Regions from separate parts of the Homo sapiens genome. Here region 2 is linked to region 1. A link is a loop called in an ENCODE intact Hi-C map of the cell type or tissue named here. Cell type or tissue: endothelial cell of umbilical vein. All regions are shown on one strand. Each heading gives the region's core, and the rest is flanking DNA. Links, peaks and the distances in the headings are about the cores only. Region 1 holds the start of MEAF6 (MYST/Esa1 associated factor 6). Region 2 overlaps GNL2 (G protein nucleolar 2).

Region 1 (9,907 bases), core at 1,225-9,224:
TGCCCAGGCTGGAGTGCAATGGCATGATCTCGACTCACCGCAACCTCTGCCTCCCAGGATCTCTCTCTGTTGCCCAGGCTGGAGTGCAATGGCGTGATCTTGGCTCACTGCATCCTCCGCCCCCGGGGTTCAAGCAATTCTCCTGCCTCAGCCTCCTGAGTAGCTGGGACTACAGGCGCCCACCACCACGCCCGGCTAATTTTTGTATTTTTAGTAGAGACGGGGTTTCTCCATGTTGGCCAGGCTGGTCTTGAACTTCCGACCTCAGGTGATCCGCCCGCCTCAGCCTCCCAAAGTGCTGGGATTACAGGCGTGAGCTACTGCACTTGGCCTCATTTTTTTTTTTGAAACGGAGTTTCGCTCTTTTTGCCCAGGCTGAAGTGCAATGATGCAATCTTGGCTCACTACATAACCTCCGCCTCCCAGGTTCAAGTGATTCTCCCACCTTAGCGTCCCGTGTAGCTGGGATTACAGGCACACGCCACCACGACCGGCTAATTTTTGTATTTTTAGTAGAGATGGAGTTTCATCATGTTGCCCAGGCTGGTCTTGAACTGACATCAGGTGATCTGCTTACCTCGGTCTCCCAAAGTGTTGGGATTACAGGCGCTACAGGCACGAACCACCGCGCCTAGCCTCTTTTTTTTTTCTCTGTCGCCCAGGCTGGAGTGCAGTGATGCAATCTCAGCTCACTGCAACCTTTACCTCCTGGGTTCAAGCGATTCTCCTGCCTCAGCCTCCCAAGTAGCTGGGATTACAGGTGCCCACGACCCTGCCCTACTAATTTTCGTATTTTTAGTAGAGAGAGGGTTTCACCCTGGTGACGGGTCTGATCTCAAACTCCTGATCTCAGGTAATCCACTCACCTCAGCCTCCCAAAGTACTGGGATTACAGGTGTGGACCACCGTGCCCAGCCTATGCACATTAATTTAACTTAGATGAATGGACCAATTCTTTGAAAACTATAAACTACCTTGTTATGGCTTGGATGTTTTGTCTCCAAATCTCATGTTGAAAGTGATCCCCAGTGTTGGAGGTGGGGCCTGGTGGGAGGGATTTAGGTTATGGGGGTGGATTCCTCATGAGGGGCTTGGTGCTTTCCCCACAGTAATGAGTTCCTGCAAGAGCTGGTTGTTAAAAAGAGCCTGGAACTTTCTCTTCTCTCTCTTGCCATGTGACACACTGGCTCCCCTTCACCATTGGCCATGGTTGTAAACTTCCTGAGGCCCTCACCTAGAAGCCTGCACAACTATGAGCCAAATACATCTCTTTATAACAGTCTCAGGTATTCCTTTATAGCAATGCAGAACAAACTAATACAGGAAGTTGGGATGGAGGAGTGGGGGATTGCTATAAAGATACCTGAAGATGTGGAAGTGTGTCCGGAATTGGTGGGTTCTTGCTCTCACTGACTTCAAGAATGAAGCCACGGACCCTCGCGGTGAGTGTTACAGCTCTTAAGGTGGCGCGTCTGGAGTCTGCCCCTTCTGATGTTCAGATGTGTTTGGAGTTTCTTCCTTCTGGTGGGTTCGTGGTCTCGCTGGCTGAGGAGTGAAGCTACAGACCTTCACGGTTAGTGTTACAGCCCTTAAGGCAGCGCGTCTGGAGTCTTTCGTTCCTCCCGGTGGGCTCGTGGGCTCACTGGCTCCAGGAGTGAAGCTGCAGACCTTCACGGTGAGTGTTACAGCTCTTAAGGTAGCACGTCTGGAGTTGTTTGTTTCTCCCGGTGGGCTCGTGGTCTTGCTGGGTTCAGGAGTGAAACTGCAGATCTTCGCGGTGAGTGTTACAGCTCATAAAAGCAGCGTGGACCCAAAGACTGAGCAGTAGCAAGATTTACTGCAAAGAGCGAAAGAACAAAGCAGCCACAATGCGGAAGGAGACCCCAGCAGGTTGCCAATGCGCCTTCTGGCAGGCTGCTTTTATTCTCTTATCTGGCCCCACCCACATCCTGCTGATTGGTAGAGCCCAGTGGCCTGTTTTGTCAGGGCGCTGATTGGTGCGTTTACAATCCCTGAGCTAGATAGAAAGGTTCTCCACGTCCCCATCAGATTAGTTAGATACAGAGTTTGGACACACAGGTTCTCCAAGGCCCCACCAGAGCAGCTAGATACAGAGTGTCGATTGGTGCACTCACAAACCTTGAGCTCAACACAGGGTGCTGATTGGTGTATTTACAATCCCTGAGCTAGATATAAAGACTCTCCACGTCCCCACCAGACTCAGGAGCCCAGCTGGCTTCACCTAGTGGATCCCGCACCGGGGCTGCAGGTGGAGCTGCCTGCCAGTCCTGCGCCATGCGCTCGCATTCCTCAGCCCTTGGGTGGTCGATGGGACTGGGCACCGTGGAGTAGGGGGTGGTGCTCGTCAGGGAGGCTCGGGCCGCACAGGAGCCTATGGAGTGGGTGGGAAGCTCAGGCATGGCGGGCTGCAGGTCCCGAGCCCTGCCCCGTGGGAAGGCAGCTAAGGCCCGGCGAGAAATCGAGCGCGGCGCCGGTGGGCCAGCACTGCTGGGGGACTCAGTACACCCTCTGCAGCCACTGGCCCGGGTGCTAAGTCCCCCATTGCCCGGGGCCAGCAGGGCTGGCTGGCTGCGCCGAGTGCGGGGCCCACCAAGCCCACGCCCACCCGGAACTCCAGCTGGCCCGCAAGCGCCGCACGCAGCCCGGGTTCCCGCTCGTGCCTCTTCCTCCACACCTCCCTGCAAGCTGAGGGAGTGGGCTCCGGCCTTGGCCAGCCCAGAAAGGGGCTCCCACAGTGCAGTGGGGGGCTGAAGGGCTCCTCAAATGCCACCAAAGTGGGAGCCCAGGCGGGGGAGGTGCCGAGAGCAAGCGAGGGCTCTGAGGACTGCCAGCACGCTGTCACCTCTCAGAAGCGGCTTTGGAACTGGGTAACAGAGAGAGTTTGGAAGAGTTTGAAGGGCTCAGAAGACAGGAACACAAAGAAAAGTTGGGAACTTTGAATGGTGGGTACTGGTTGCAGTGAGCTGAGATTGTGCCATTGTACTCCGTGACAAGAGAGAAATTCTGTCTCAAAAAAAAAAAAAAAGAAAAATAAATATTGTAAAGAAATGAATAGGCAGTTTGGCAATTCTTTTTTAATATAGTTAAGCACAAAGCTGGATTTAGTGTGGAGCCAAATTTCACATCCATGCTTGTATTGCTTCACACTATGTTTACTGTTTTGCATGGATAGTGCTGGCACTGGAGTACTTATTGGTCATGTGCCTAGAGTGAATTTCTTGATTTTGCAGGATGTATGGTGATATTGGTGGACTTAAGGATATTGAATTGTGTATTAGGAATAAAATATTATGTGGAGTTTTGGGGGCTCTGGGTAACACTGTAGCCTCCAGGGTAGATTGAGTAGGAAAAATTTAGAGTTGGTTTCCTGTTTATTTGTTTTTGTTTCTAATTTTCATTCGTTTGCTGTTTATTCTCCTCTGGGCCTTGCTTGTGTATGCATATATATATCGCTTCTTGGCCTTTTGGCTAAGATCAAGTGTGTATTCATATATATAAAACCATGATTTTTTTTTTTTTTAGTTTCTATTGGAAGGCTTTTATGTGGTTCTGTGAATAGTTATTTTGTTTCCCATGCGTTTCTAGCAGGTCATCATTTGTTCCATTTATCTGGAATTCCCAGGCTACCTTTGTCGGGCCTCCGGGAATTGATGGAGCACACCAACTTTTTTTTTTTTAAGATGGAGTTTCACTCTTGTTGCCCAGGCTGGAGTGCAATGGCGCAATCTCGGCTCACTGCAACCTCCACTTCCCGGGTTCAAGCTATTTTCATGCCTCAGCCTCCTGAGTACAGGGATTACAGGTGCCTGTCACCACGCCCGGCTAATTTTTTATATTGTTAGTAGAGACGGGGTTTCACCATGTTAGTCAGGCTGGTCTCCAACTCCTGACCTCAGGTGATCCACCTGTCTTGGCCTCCCAAAATGCTGGGATTATAGGCGTGAGCCACCTCGCCCAGCCAGCTTTTTGTTTTGTTTTGTTTTGTTTTTGAGACAGAGTCTCACTCTCTCACCCAGGCTGGAGTGCAGTGGCGATCTCGGCTCACTGTATCCTCTGCCTCCCCGGTTCAAGCGATTCTCCTGCCTCAGCCTCCTGAGTAGACGGGATTATAGGCGCACACCACCACACCTGGCTAATTTTTTGTATTTTTAGTAGAGATGGGGTTTCACCATGTTGGTCAGGCTGGTCTTGAACTCCTGACCTCGTGATCCGCCCGCCTCGGCCTCCCAAAGTGGTGGGATTTAGCCACCGCACCCAGTGGCTTAAAAGTTTTTTTACTTGTTTGTTTTTTGGTTTACACTAGGAATATAGAGGTACTTCCTCACCTTGAAAAACAGCATCTACAAAACTCCCACAACTAATGTCATACTTAATGGTGAGAGACTGAATGCATTCGCCACCCCCCCTTTTTTTTTTTGAGACGGAGTCTCGCTCTTGCCCAGGCTGGAGTGCAGTGGCGGGATCTTGGCTCACTGCAAGCTCCGCCTCCCGGGTTCACGCCATTCTCCTGCCTCAGCCTTCCGAGTAGCTGCGACTACAGGCGCCCACCACCACGCCCGGCTAATTTTTTTTGTATTTTTTAATAAAGACGAGGTTTCACTGTGTTAGCCAGGATGGTCTTGATCTCCCGACCTTGTGATTCACCCGCCTCGGCCTCCCAAAGTGCTGGGATTACAGGCGTGAGCCACCGCGCCCGGCCTGCATTCCCCTTAAAACAGGGAACAAGGCAAGGATGTCTAATGTTATCACTTTTATTTAACAGACTACTGGAAATCTGCACAATAAGGAAGAAAAAGAAAAAGCACTCAGCTTAGAAAAAAAAAAACTCCCTATTTATTTGCAGATGAAATTATTATCTATGTAAAAATTCCAAGGAATCTATACAACCCCCCCTAAAATTAGTAAGGGAGTTCAGCAAGATGGCAGGTTACAAGATCCGCACACGAAACCAGTTATTCAGAATGCAGCACAGAGGGACAAAAAGATGGAAAATATAGACGGTAGGTTAAAAAGCTTCTTATGTTCGAGTTCCAGAAGGAGAGAGAAATGAGACAGGCATCTGAAGAAAAATGACTGCGATTTCCCAAAACTGGTGGAAGATACCAACCCACATATTATAGAAATCCAAAGACTTCCAAGCAAGAAACAAAACAAAAGGAAGAAAAAATATCCCACTTAGACTTATGATAGCGAAACTGCAGAACAGTGAAAGATGGAGAGCTGAGGACGGAGAAATCCACAGGGGCCAAGTGAAAACAACGTTTACACCTTGGACTTAACGATAAAAGCGAACTCGTACTTGCACAGTCATTGGCGCCTGCCAAACCCCTTACACATATTAGGTGATTTACTCCTCACAGCAAATGTATTAGGTAGATTCTATTACTGCTTGTATTTTACAGATGAGGGAGTTGAGATTTGGTTATTTGCCCAAAGGAGCACACTTTATCGATGTAGCGATAGGATTTTGAACAAGGTAGTTCTCGCTCCAGTTTTGTGCCCTTAACCACTACACATACTTGTTTCTCCAAAGGGCACTGGGAAAATGGGAAGCCACTGAAAGACTTTAAACCGGGGAGTGATAACATTTGTTTCTGGAAGATCCTGGCACCACTGTGGATAGTGGATTAAGTGGGGCTAAAGGTGGAAATAAGCCGCTGGAATAATGTAGCCCCAAACAGGGAGGGCCTGAATGAACTAGTGAGGTGGCAGAAGGCGCAGGCACAAGCAAATGGATTCGCGAGCTCTTCCGGAGTCGAGTCCATAGAGCTTGACCTGGGATCGCGTTTTACTCCAGGTGCAGAGTGAGGAAAACCGCGTTTCTGACGCAGGCAATTCGGTGGATAGTGAAAGTCATTCACTGAAGTGGACTGAAGCGGGGCGCACAGGAGACTCGGAGGCCTGAGGACGAGCTAGGCTTTGGACGCGGTGGATTTGTGGCGTCTGTAAAGCCGGCGGCCAGCCGAGGGGCAGGAAACGGCAGAAAGCAGAAGCCGCATCTCTAGAGCTCTCCGAGAAGGACCTTCGAGAGCCCCGGCCTTAGCGAAGCTCGGCACGGCGCTGCACGCGTCTCCGGAAGCCGCGCGCGCAGGCGCAGAGCGGGGGGGCGCCCCCTGGCGGCGCAGGGACCGCCCCCAACCTCGCGCCGCCGCCGCCCGCCTCAGCCCAACATGGCGATGCACAACAAGGCGGCGCCGCCGCAGATCCCGGACACCCGGCGGGAGCTGGCGGAGCTCGTGAAGCGGAAGCAGGAGCTGGCGGTGAGGGGCTAGGACAGGGGTTGCACGGCATGGGGCTCCGCGCCCGCCCCGCCTCCAGGCCCCAAGCCCGGCCGCGCTAGGCCGTTTGTTACTCCGGGGGCGCGGCGCGGCGGGCCGGGTGCTCGGCGGCCTGAGGCCGGGTGCGCATTCTGCGGCCCGCCGGCGGTTCAGCTTCCCGGCTGTGCGAATCCGGAGCCGGGAGAGAGCCGGGAGCGCGGGAGGGGGAGGGGAAGCGGCAGCCGCAGGAGGGGGCGTGGAGGGAGGACGGTGCCGGGGCCCGGGGAGAGGGCGCTAGGAAGGGCGAGCGTCAGTGAGCCGCGGGGGTGGGCGAGGCGGGCTAGTCCGTGATCTTTGCGGGGAGGGGGTGGGGAAGGAGGCTAGTGTGGGAGGGGGACCCAGTCACCCCGTCTGGACTTTGGAGGCTGGTGGGGAGCGTGTTCTTTTTGGTACTGGGAGTAGATCCGTTGAATGGAGGTTTTTGATAGACAGGGTTGTGATGTGTTTGGGAACATCTAGAAGGTGACAGGCGAGGGAGAAGAACACATTCCGGAGAATTCAGAATTGTGACAGGCACCCAAGGCCCAATGCACTCTGGTGGCTAAGCTCTTCCTGCCCCCGCGTCTCGGCTTGGGCACCCGGGAGGCCCCTCTCACCTGAAGCTGCCCTTCTAGGTTTCCATAGCAACTGGCAGCCCGGTGTCGGCGGCCTCTCTTGAGCCTGCGGGGAGGGGAGCGAGTTGACGCTGAAAGGCTGCTCACCTTTCCCTCTCCTGGTAGCGATACCTTTTGTGCGTGGGAGTGGACATCGCCCAAGTTCTGCGTTAGCCTGGGCTCTTGACTCATGGTTTCCGTGAATCCTCTAAAGTATATGCAAAATTTCGCGTGTGTGTGTATTTTTCTGGAGACATGCTTTATACATTCAGGGGTCCATCACCCCCAAAGGTCTAGACTGTCTTAGTCCTAAACGGCTCCTCCTCCCCGTATCTTCCATCTCTCCACAGGGTGGTTTAGTGTGGGCAAGCTTGCGTTTACGAGTCTAATATCAGGATTTCATTTTGGCCAGACTTAAGTGTTTGCATTTAAAAGGTATCATTCATGTCCTTGTTTTTCATCTCTCAGGAAACATTGGCAAATTTGGAGCGACAGATCTATGCTTTTGAGGGAAGCTACCTGGAAGACACTCAGATGTATGGCAATATTATTCGTGGCTGGGATCGGTATCTGACCAACCAAAAGTGAGTGTCGAAAGCCTGTAGTGTTCCTATTGTGCCCTAGTAACGTTTGTTTTTAGGACTGTATGCTCTTAGTGGCAACTTTGCTGGAGGCAGTAGTAAAGTAGTGGTGTGATCTGGACTTGAACTCTTGGACTCTGGCTCAGGCACTGCCTCACCGAATAATCTTAGACAAGGCTCACATCTGTAAAATAGCGAAAGTTGGGCCTATGGCACAGGGTTGTGTGAGGCTTAAATACAGTATCTTTATACAATAGCATTCTATTAAATTTTTTACACATTTTAATCAGTCATGAGTTCTACCCTCACAGTATTTTTCTTTTCTTTTTTTCTTTTTCCTCCTGAGTAGCTGGGATTACAGGTGCGTGCCACCATGCCTGGCTAATTTTTTTATTTTTAGTAGAGACGAGGTTTCTCCATGTTGGCCTGGCTGGTCTCGAACTCCTGACCTCAGGTGATCTGCTGCCTTGGCCTCCCAAAGTGTTGGGATTACAGGTGTGAGCCACCACGCCTGGCCACTTTTCTTTTTTCTAAGAGACAGGGTCTCACGCTGTTGTCCAGGCTGGAGTGCAGTAGCACGAACTTAGCTCACTGCAGCCTCAGACTCCTGGGCTGAAGTGATCCTCCCACCTCAGCCTCCCAATTAGCTGGGACTACAGGCACACCATACTGTACCTGACTAATTAAAAACTTTTTTTTGTAGAAGTGGGATCTCACTTTGTTGCTCAGGCAGGCCTGGAACTCCTGGTTTCAAGCAGTCCTCCTGCCTCAGCTTCTCAAAGTGTTGGAATTAAAGGGGTGAGCCACCACGCCCAACTGACCCTCACAATTTTTGCCATACCTGTGTGCCAGCTGTACCACTGCTTACTTAGTAATATTATTTTTAAAAAATTTCTAAACTTTTAGAAAATCTTCAAATTATAGGAAAATGGGAAGAATAGTATATGAACACTTGATACCCTCCTACCTATATTCACAAATTGTTAATGTGTTGTGACATTTGCTTTCTCTTACTTTCTATAATATATATTAATATAAGCACACATCTATATTTACATTTCACATTTTTAAATTGTGAAATAATTATAGATTCATAGGGAGTTGGCAGAATGGTCTCTTGTACCCTTCATCTGGTTTTCCCCAATGGTTGTGTTTTATGTAGCTATAATACAGTATCAAAGCCAGAAAATTGACATTGGTACAATGTATATATATAGTTCTGTGTCACTTTATCTTGTGTGTAGATTCATGTAACCACAATGAAGTTACTGAACTATTCCATTACCACAAAGATCTTCCTCATGCCACTCCTTTGTAGTTATATCTCCCAGTCCCCCTACCTTTTTTTCCCACTTAACGGTTTGAAAGTTAGATGCAGGTAAATGACACTTTGCACCTAAATGTGTCAGTAATTACCTCCTGAGTATAGGGCCATTTCTTCTACCTAACCAGTTATTATACCTAGAAAATCAATACTGCATTAATAGTATCTAATACATAGTCTTTATTAAAATTTCCTCAATTGTCCCCAAAAATTCTTTGCTAATTTGTTTTGATCCAGGATTCAGTAAGCATTCATGCATGCATTTGGCTATTATGTCTTAAGATTGAGGAGAGTCACCCTTTTGGTGGTGGTTGTGGTGGTATTCATGACATTGCCTTGTAGAATGTTGCAGTTTCCTGAGATTTTCTGAGGGCAAAACTCATGACTGATTAAAAGGGTCCTGAAAGATCCTTTAAACATTTTTGCAAAAATCTTACATAGGCAATTGGTGTATCCTTTGTTATCTATCTCTAGTTTATCAGGAGGCACATAATGTCACATTGTCCTATTATTTGTTGCTGCTAAGTTTGATCATATGATTTATCTGCTATAAAAGTTCATTTTTTCCCATTGTGATTAACAAGTAATTTTGGATGTTATGCTTTGAGACATTATGAATATACTGCTCCCTCTAAATTTGTATTCAGTTGTTTAGTATACACCGTTGATTCTTATCTGAATCCGTTAGTACACTGGAAGTTGTAAAATAGTGATTCTCTAATTGTATTATTCCCTTTATATTTATTACTGGCATTCTGAAAAAGAGTCTTCCTTTTTTGACTTCTGTTTCTTTCATTCTCCCACATTTGTCCCAGCTGTGGTCAGAGGGAGCCTCCTCAAGCTGGCTTGTTTGTCGTTTCAACATGACCCTATTACTTTTGGAGTACTCCATTGCTTTCTGGCCTAAGAGATGTCCCATACTTACCTTTTGCATTTTTTGTCCCAGACCTGGTATCAGCCATTCCTCTAAGGAACCCTGGTTCTTTCTTTAAATTTGAGAATTAAGTTTATTTAAGAGACACTTCATATCACTAATCTGTTCTCCACTTTTTAAATAATAAGCATTAAAAT
Region 2 (9,907 bases), core at 1,248-9,247, 60 kb before region 1:
CATACTACCAAATTCTCTGATACAGTGGGAACTGTCAGAGCTTCCAGGCAGCACAGGTAGTTCCCTTCGGTGGCCAGCACTCCGTCCTCCGCAGGGCTGGCCGCTCTCCAGGCTGCTGCAGCGTCGTCTTTCTGGGATTTCCTTTCACTGTCATCCAGAGAATTCCCATGGCTGTTTTCCTGTATGGGACCTCTTATTTATAGGACCTCTTTTCTTCTTTTCTGGTTTACTCCTTTCTTTCCATGGGACATATTTTCCAAAAGTTTCCTGAGAAGGAATACTTGGAAAGAACATTTTTTTGAGATACGCCTTGCGTTCTGAAAATATCTTTATTAAGATCTTTATTCTACCCTTTATGCTGTTTTTCCTCAGAATACTGAGGTTACCACTGCACTGTCTTCTGAATTCTGAGGAATCTGAGGCCATTCTGACCCCTCATACTTTGTGTGGCTGTGATTTCTTGTTTTGAGACAGGGTCTTGCTTTGTCACCCAGGCTGGAGTGTGGTGGCACAACCACAGCTCACTGTAACCTCAAACTCCTAGGCCCAAGCGATCCTCCTGCCTCGTTTTGGCCTCCTGAAGTGCTGGGATTACAGGTGTGTGCCACCACGCCCAGCCAATCTTTTCTTATTCTAAAATTTAAAATTTCTCTTGTTCTAAAATTTCACAGTGGTGTGTCTTGAAGTGGGCCTTTTATTGCTCAGTGAGCTTGGCGTTTGATGAGACTTTAGTCTGATATTGTCTTACATTATTTCTTTGAAATTTTCTTTCCTCCCTCAGTTGTCTGTATTCTTGTTCAGAAATTTGCTTTTACCTCCTGGTTTAATTCTTGATTTATATTTGCTTTCTTTTTTTTTTTTTTTTTTTTTGAGGCAGAGTCTCACTCTTGTCACCAGGCTGGAGTGCAGTGGTGTGATCTCGGCTCACTGCAGCCTCCGCCTCCCGGGTTTAAGCGATTCTCCTGCCTCAGCCTCCCGAGTAGCTGGGACTGCAGGCACACGCCACAACGCGCAGCTAATTTTTGTATTTTTAGTAGAGACGGGTTTTCACCATGTTAGCCAGGATGGTCTTGATCTCTTGACCTCGTGATCCGCCCGCCTCAGCCTCCCAAAGTGTTGGGATTACAGGCATGAGCCACTGCACCTGGCCTATATATTTTTTCTTTTGGTACATATATGACATTTTCCTCTATTTTCTGGGTACTTTTTTTTTTTTGTGAGACAGAGTTTTGCTCTTGTTGCCCAGGCTAGAGTGCAATGGCGCGATCTCGGCTCACTGCAACCTCCTCCTCCCAGGTTCAAGCAATTCTCCTGCCTCAGCCTCCCGAGTAGCTGGGATTACAGGCATGTGCCACCACACTTGGCTAATTTTGTATCTTTAGTAGAGACGGGGCTTCTCCGTGTTGGTCAGGCTGGTCTCAAACTTCCGACCTCAGGTGATCCGCCCCCCTCGGCCTCCCAGAGTGCTGGGATTACAGACGTGAGCCACTGCTCCCGGCCACTTTCCTTGTTTTGATCATCCAGCTGCCCAGTCACAAAATTTATTTTGCCAATTGCTTTTAATTTTTAATTTCTGAGAGCTCTTGTTGAATTCTGATTTGCTCTGCCTCCTTTTACATCTTATTTCACAGTCACAGTATCATTAATGACGTTTTGAAATTTTCCTGTCTGCATTGATTCTGTTACCTCCAAATTTTTGTGGGTTTTTTTGTGTTTTCTGCTACAGTCACGCTTAAAAATTTTTTCTTTTACTTTAAAAATTTTTTTGAGACAGGGTCTTGTTCTGTCTTAACCCAGGCTGAAGTGCAGTGGTGCGATCATGGCTCACTGCAGCCTCGACCCGCAAGTAGAGTCAACTTAAATGTTTATTCTTGGTTCTCTATTTATATTTAAGAGTAAGGCATTAGGCCAGGTAGAGTGGCTCATGCCTATAATCCCACCACTTTGGGAGGATGAGGCAGGCAGATCGCTTGAGCTCAGGAGTTCTAGACGAGCCTGGGCAATATGGCAAAACTCCATCTCTACAAAAGATAGAAAAAAATTAGCAAGGCATAGTGGTGCACACTTATGGTTCCAGCTACCCAGGAGGCTGAGGCAGGAGGATTGCTTGAGCCCAGGAGACAGAGGCCGCAGAGAGCTGTGATTGTGTCGCTGTACTTCAGCCTGGTTGACAAGGGAAGACCCTGTTTCAAAAAAAAAAAGAGTAAGGCATTAAAAAGCTGATAGGTTCTTTTTTTTCTCCATGGAGTGGCCTTGTTGACTGATAGACTTCATTGTAAGGTGATTAAATAGGGACTCTAATTTAATTTAATTTTTTTTTTTTTTTTGAGACAGAGTCTTGCTCTATTGCCCAGGTTGGAGTGGAGTGGCCTGATTTAGGCTCACTGCAATCTCCGCCTCCTGGGTTCAAGCAATTCTCCTGCTTCAGCCTCCCAAGTAGCTGGGAGTACAGGCAAGCACCACCAGACCTGGTTAATTTTTGTATTTTGAGTAGAGTTGGGGTTTCACCATGTTGGCCAAGCTGGTCTCAAACTCCTGACCTCAAGTGATCTGCCCACCTCAGCCTCCCAGAGTTCTGGGATTACAGGCATGAGCCACTGTGCCTGACTGGGACCCAAATTTTTTGTTGGGAGGACATCCTGTAGATACCAGTGTCTGTAGGTCTTTTTTCTTGGGCTTGTGAGTTTCCCCAGAAGAGAATCTTTCAATCTCTAGCTCTAGGGGTATAGAATCCTGGCTGCTAGAGTTCTGGGAACTCAGTGGGAATAGTAGACTGGGCATCTCACTATTGAATACTTAGATTTTCAATTAATCATTCTGGGAATACTGTTATTATCTCTAAATCCAGGATCCCTTTCAAGTCTGAAGATTACAGATACTTTCAAACATGTGACATTTCAAAAAATCCAAAAGCCACTTTCATAGGCCCTGGATTTCTTTGAGAGTAGAGAAGTTGTGTGCCCACCCTGAATGAGGGAGGGGATGGAGAAGTGTGGCTGCTTTGGCAGACTATCTGCTGGTCCTTGTTTTCAGCCCTATCTTAAGAGGGATCTACCACCAATTCCCAGTGATTCCCAATGAATCTCTGTGATTCATTGTCATTATTATTGCTGGATCTTTAGTTTTTCTATCTTTACAACCACTTAGCTTTTATATTTTGTAATGGGCCAAGTTTGATACTACTTTTAAGCATCTAGTATTTTGTTTAACATCACTTTAGTTTTTGTTGTCTCATCTCCATCTCATTCTCTGGTTCAGTATGTTTGGTTCTATTGGTTTAAAAGTGTTAATGTCCACTGCTGTCATTCTAGTGGAGTTGGTGAGGGAACGGGGTTAGCATGTATGTTCAGTCCACCATCTTTAATCGGAAGCCTCCATTCGTTTGTAGGCCCTCTTCTTGATAGCAAGCTCTGCCTTTTTGAGACTTTCACCCTGTAGTCGTAACTTTCAAGGTTGCTTTTTTTCTTTTGTTATTTATTTTTGGCAGTGGAAATGCAGATGTATTATGCAAAGAAAAGGGGGGGTGAGTTGTGGGATTGTCCAGTTGATGAACCTGTTCATATTCTTTTTCCCGAAGATGTTTTATCAATAGATGGCATTGTTCTAAATCAGTGACTAACAAGCTGTTTTTCTTCTTTTGTTTCTTTTTTTTTTTTTTGAGACTGGAGTCTCTGTCACCCAGGCTATAGTGCAGTGCATGATCTTGGTTCCCTGCAACTTCGGCCTCCCAGGTTCAAGCGATTCTCCTGCCTCAGCCTCCCAAGTAGCTGGGATTACAGGCTTGCGCCACCATGCCTGGCTAATTTTTGTATTTTTAGTAGAGACAGGGTTTCATCATGTTGGCCAGGCTGGTCTCGAACCCCTGACCTCAGGTGATCCGCTCTCCTTGGCCTCCCAAAGTGCTGGGATTACAGGCGTGAGCCACTGTGCCGAGCCTTCTTTTATTTCTTGACCTACATACTTTTAACCTTAACACATACAAGGATAATTTCACTTGCATGACTGAGGAAATGACTCACCTCTGATTTATTAATAAGCATATGTATCCAGCTTACTCAGATTATGTAGGTGGTGTGTATCTAGGCTTCAGATCAAGTTGTATCAACAGTTTTGCACTGTATTCTTGATATTAACAAAGTAATACAACCTACTTGTCCAAAGGGATATATATGACTGCATGTATGTGCTGTGTATTCTCTCTTTGAACAGTTGCACACTGACAAGAAACAGATCAGTGTTGGGTTCATTGGCTATCCAAATGTTGGCAAGAGCTCTGTGATAAATACATTGCGTTCTAAGAAAGTTTGCAACGTGGCTCCCATTGCAGGTGAAACAAAGGTACGTTGGGCGCAGGGTGACCTTACTTTTGCATATTTTCTTTTCATAGAGAGTGATTGTTTAGGACTTGTTGATTTCTCTCTGCTTCTCTTGAATGCAGACCACCACTAGGAGTTTAGCTCACCATATAATAGTTTGGAACGTATCAGAGTTGTTTCTGCCCACTTTGATAAGACTGAGAGTATTTTATATGCCCCCGTGTGGCTTTGGCCTGTGTTAGTTAATGTGATTCATATTTAGATCTGTTTTAAATTATCACTCCAGCCTTTTATTTTGATAAACAAAACTAACCCAAGAATATTTGATGCCTGGGTTAAGAAGCCTCAAACTTAAGGTAGGTTCTGAAAGTTGGGGGTCATATCCTAGAACACATAGTGGGGAACAGCATGGTTTTGCTTAAAGGCAATGAGGTCAAGCAGTACTAAGCTCTCAAGAGTACTTCTAAAACTCAGGAAAGGTTCACCGGGTATAATTGCACAATACGAGATGGAAATCCTGTCTCTGTGTTGTTTTTAGACTCTTAGCTGATGGAAACTATAGTTTACACTTAGTGGAAGTATCTTGTGCACGGCACAGATGAGAGAGTTAGTAGCTTAATTACTTAGCGCGTTGCTTTTCTTTGACTCACCCCTTCCTCCTTTCCAGCTTCATACATGAGCATCAGGGGTTTGTGAAATTAGACTCTTAGTGTTTGATACAGGACATCTCTGACTTTTTTCTGACTTCAGGTCTGGCAGTATATTACTTTGATGCGTCGGATATTCCTGATTGACTGTCCAGGTGTGGTTTACCCCTCTGAGGACTCCGAGACAGACATTGTGCTAAAAGGAGTTGTGAGTATTTGGCCCTGATAGGCTGTTTGTGTTTGCGGGGGAGTGTTCTATAGGGAACCCTGGATACCTTTCCTTTTTACTTATTAAGAAGGCAGTTTGGGGTCAGCCTGTCTGACCAAACTTTAGGAACATGATGCTGAACAGCAGCCTCTCAGCATAAGCTGTTTGAGGAATTAGTGGAACCATGGGCATATCTGGTCAATATCATCCCACAAAAGAGTTTGTAGTTTACACACAGGATCCAAAGGGAAGCAGGGCCTGTTTATGCTTAGCGATAATTCGTCTTCGTGGGTTTATGGGTTGAGTCATTTTGGAACCCAGTCATTTCCTCACTTGTTTCTGAATACGACTGAAAAACTGTAAATGGTTCCACTTAACCTTGACCATGCTTCTGGCTATACATCCTGTACACATTCCTCCTCTCCTTTCTTAAACTATTCCATTATTTTTGTGTCCTGGGATGGGCAGGCTTTTAACCATTTCTGCAAGTGAGTAACATGAAGCATTCCAAGTTTAAACTGTGGCAGCCACACAGTTAGTTTGTGGTGAGTGGGGATTAAAGCTGAGTTCTGGGCTCCGTGGCTATGGTCAGCTTTCAGCAGTGCTCCTTGCAGCTGACCATGTCTAGCCCCGTCAGAGACAGGCTCCTGCCAATCTCCACGAGCTTTGTGATGTTGAAGTCTATTTTCAAATAGTGCTGCAAAGGACACTGGGAACTTCACTGCTTCCACAACAAAGTTTGTAAGTGAGAGATTTCCTATTAACATTTAGGTTCAAGTAGAAAAAATTAAGAGTCCTGAAGACCACATTGGTGCTGTACTTGAACGAGCAAAGCCAGAATATATCAGCAAAACATACAAGATTGATTCTTGGGAGAATGCTGAGGACTTTCTTGAGAAGCTCGCTTTCCGGACTGGGAAGTTACTAAAGGTGACCCGGCGTTTGTGAGAATTTAGACTGATACTTGTCACAAGCATGTATGTATATGATATGGGCCTTTTTTTGGTATGCATGTATGAGCAGTGTGAAACTTGTCACTTAAGTGATGATGAACCCCTGGGACAACTGAAATACCCCCAAAGTGGTAGGTGGTTTTGGTCCTTTGAATTTAATTGGGAATCTCTTTGTGACCTTTCAGGGTGGAGAGCCCGACTTGCAGACTGTGGGTAAGATGGTCCTCAATGACTGGCAGAGGGGCCGGATTCCTTTCTTTGTCAAGCCACCCAATGCAGAGCCACTTGTGGCCCCCCAGGTAAGAGCAGGGTGGGCCCACCTCTGGGGAGCATGGGTCCTGACCTAGATTTGGTGTAGCTTGTGATTGTCTCTCTTCATAGAGCGTGTATTCATTCAGCTGCGGTGTCTCTCATTTTATTATTTTTTTAAATATATAAAAATATTTTTGGGGCCGGGCATGGGTGGCTCACGCCTGTAATCCCAGCACTTTGGGAGGCCGAGGTAGGTGGATCACAAGGTCAGGAGTTCAAGACCAGCCTGACCAATATGGTGAAACCCTGTCTCTACTAAAAATACAAAAATTAACCTAGCATGATGGCACGCTCCTGTAGTCCCAGCTACTCGGGAGGCTGAGGCAAGAGAATTGCTTGAACCCAGGAGACAAGTTGCAGTGAGCCGAGATCGTGCCACTGCACTCTAGCCTGGGCAATAGAGGGAGACTCCATCTCAAAAAAATAAAAAAAAATTTTTTTGAGGGTGAAGCACTGTTGGGAGCCACTGCTGGCCCATGGCGATCACTCCACCCTCTCTCATTCTAGAGTGCCAGTGCCATGGCCTTGCTAGGGGGTGCATTTGGAGACTAATAAGTAGACATATGAGAGAAGACCAAACTTAGATACTAGCCTTTAGGGCCTTGGAAAAAGAGGGCTCATTAAATGTAAGTGATCTTCTGGTACCTGTATCTTTTCTTATGCTTACGAAACAGAATCATTGCTAAGATAACATTTGTTTAACAAACATTTATTAGCATCGACTATGTGCCAGGCACAGGGAATATAGGAACGAAAAACAGCCCTGGCCCTCAAAAAACCTGTGATCCAGTGGGAAAGGAGAGTGGTACTACTGATAGTCGGAGAAAGAAGACTGAAGGCTGGGGCCAGAAGCTCTCCTACTATCCCCATTTCCCTCACCCTGGCAGTGGGCCGCCACAAGGCTCAACGTTAACGTTTTGCCTTTCTGGTTCTAGGACCTTTTTCAGAACCCAGCCAAGTCTCTTGAAATGGTGGCTTCAAATTGTGCATCTATGCTTGCTAGTGTCGTTGGGTCCATACAGTGCTGGTTTCCTCTCACCTGACCCCATTCCAAGTTGCAGTTGCAGCTAGGTATTTTCAGTTGAATGTATTCTGCAGCATTTGAAAGTTAGCCTGAAACTGATGTTAATTGACATTCTCCCTTCTCCCTGCCCAAACCATCAAACAACCAAACAAAAATTTCTCTCCCTCTTCATGTGTATTGCATCTTTCATTCATTAATTCACTGATACATTCACCCAGCAATCCCATATTGAGTGTCTCCTGTTGGCCACAGACTCTTCTGGGTACTGGTGGTGCTGTGGTGAGAAACTGACAAGCTGCTGCTCTCCTGCACATATATTCCAGCAGGGGAGTGTGTGGTTTCTTCTGACACCAAATACATAATTTTTTTCCATATCAGTTCTGCAGTTCTCAGATACCAGCTGAGTGTCCCAACAATTTAATTCAGTTGTGACACTAACTCCCGGAGTTAGCACAGACCCCACAAGTTAAGGACTAGGTCCCCTGCTTCAGATGGCAGCTTCAGGCTATCCACACTTACGCCCGGCTAACTACAAATTCAGGGGTTCTGGGGTTTGATAATTTGCCAGAAGGACTCCCAGAACCCAGGAAAGTGCTGTGTTTACAATTAACGGTTTATGATAAAGGATGAAACTCAGTCACAGCCAGTGGAAGAGGTGCACAGGGTAAGGTATGGGGGAGAGGCACAGAGCTTCCATGCCCTCTCCACACATTGATGTGTTCAGCAACCCAGAGCTTTCCAAACCCCATCATGTAGGGGTTTTTATGGAGGTTTCATTACATAGACATGACTGATGAAATCTGTGGCAGTTGGTGATAGACTCAATTTCTGGTCTCCCTTCTCTCCTCTGAGTGGCTGAAAGCACCAACCATGTGGTCAAGTGCTTTGTCTTTCTGGTGACCAGCGCATCCCCCATCCTGAAGCTATCTAGGGGTCTACCATGAGTCACCACATTAGCATAAACTCAGGTGTGGTGGAAAGGGGCTTGTAATCAATAAAAAAGATACCCATCGCTTGGGAAATTCCAAGGGTCTTAGGAGCTCTGTGCCAGGAAGTGTGACATTTATATCACAGGGAGACAGTAGGCAGATAAACATATAATGTCAGGAAGTCTTGCGTGCTGTGAGGAAAACTAAACCAGGCTAAGGGGTTTGGGGGAGATGAGGAGTACTTTGGGGTGGTCGGGGAAGGCCTCTGAGGCAGTGGCACTTCAGCAGAGCCCTTAATATGAGACAGGAGCCATGCTAGTATCTAGGGAGAATGTTCCAGGCAAGGGGAACAGCACATCCAGAGCAGCTGGGGCAGGAGTATGCTCTGTGTGTCCTGATGCTGAAAGGAGGTCACTGTGGCTGGAATGTCGTGGGCCAGGAGAGGGTGTCATGGTGGGAAGCCATTGGAGGTTTTGAGTTAGCAGCTGGATTCTAGGGTCATTCTGGATGTCCGTATCACTGCTGTCTTGGGACCCTGTGTGGAAACACTGGCATTGTCTTCAGCCCTTCCTCCGTATGTAGTCAGTAAGTGTAGATAAGTAGTTCAGATAATTCTTAAGAACTATTGTAACCATAATAGATTTGTTGCCCAATGCACACAGCAAGTCAATATGCTGAGACACCACCAGGTTGCAGCAGAGAAAGAAGTTTAACCGTAGGGTCACCAAAGGAGGAGATGGGAGGAATCCTGAAATCATTTCCACGAGGAGTTTGGGGTTAGGGTTTTAAGGGTTTTGGAGTGGGCTGGAGTGAGGGTCATTGGTTGGGTGAAGAGTGCAGGGTGAAGTCACGGACAGGGAGATGAAGAAGCTGTGTTCTCATGCAGATCCCGTTTCTCTGGGGATCTTCAAACTGGTTGCTGGAATTAGGGATCTGAAAAGACATTTTAAGCAATCCTTAAACAAAAACCTTATGATTCTAATGTCAGAGATCTTGCCTATAGGAACAATGGGGGTGCATATCAATTCTTACATAGTCTTATGACCCAAATGTCAGAAATCCTATCTATAGGGACAGTGGGGATGCAAATGGTCAGTACCTAGTGTTCAGGAACTTTTAGCAACAAGGATATGGGCCAAAGTGCCCCCTAATTAGTGCTTAATTATAATTGTATTTCTGTCCAGAACTTGGCAGATACTTCTTGTCAACCCTTTGGAGGCAGTTTCACTCTCATATGCCTTACTCTGTGATTCTGTTTTTCTTTTTTGGTTAAGAGCAGAAACCCCTTCAGAAACTGAAAGCCAAAAATTGCCCTTCCTAGAAAAATGTATGTATAAATTTTGTGTGTGGTTTCCTGAATTTTATAGTTCTGTACTTATTTAGTGATTTGCCCGGCCACTCTTGACTTTAGAACATCACTTTTAAGTTCTCTGAGTTTTTGTTGCAAGGATAAAATGATATTATACATGTGAAACACCAGTAGAAAGCTTGGCACATACTTATCTTTGCGGTTACCTA

The links. Hi-C counts contacts between places; a loop is a spot of excess contacts. Peaks named below come from ENCODE experiments on the same cell type or tissue, not always from the same donor. Only the 100,000 strongest peaks of a DNase experiment are listed, where the experiment ranks them.
Region 2: it touches region 1 in a loop (6-fold over the local background); 2 of 110 quality-filtered maps call a loop at or near these places.

What each region holds. Positions count from the first base shown.
Region 1 is chr1:37,511,031-37,520,937 of GRCh38, reverse strand. It overlaps MEAF6 (MYST/Esa1 associated factor 6), which reads left to right and starts at 6,172. Exons shown (of 7, transcript NM_001270875.3): 1 at 6,172-6,281; 2 at 7,400-7,515. The coding sequence starts at 6,192. RefSeq lists an enhancer at 1,977-2,476 and a silencer at 5,988-6,587. In endothelial cell of umbilical vein, for the core only: a CTCF peak has its summit at 6,131 (motif pointing left); a DNase peak (open chromatin) is centred at 6,167; H3K4me3 peaks cover 1,639 bases; H3K27ac peaks cover 1,034 bases.
Region 2 is chr1:37,570,859-37,580,765 of GRCh38, reverse strand. GNL2 (G protein nucleolar 2) reads left to right here. Exons shown (of 16, transcript NM_013285.3): 9 at 4,210-4,338; 10 at 5,067-5,171; 11 at 5,943-6,101; 12 at 6,310-6,423. Among named protein-coding and RNA genes, the nearest start is that of DNALI1, 19 kb to the right of the region's middle. RefSeq lists an enhancer at 3,437-4,636. In endothelial cell of umbilical vein, for the core only: no CTCF peak of the experiment used is centred there; DNase peaks (open chromatin) are centred at 4,045, 4,915 and 5,495; H3K27ac peaks cover 3,427 bases.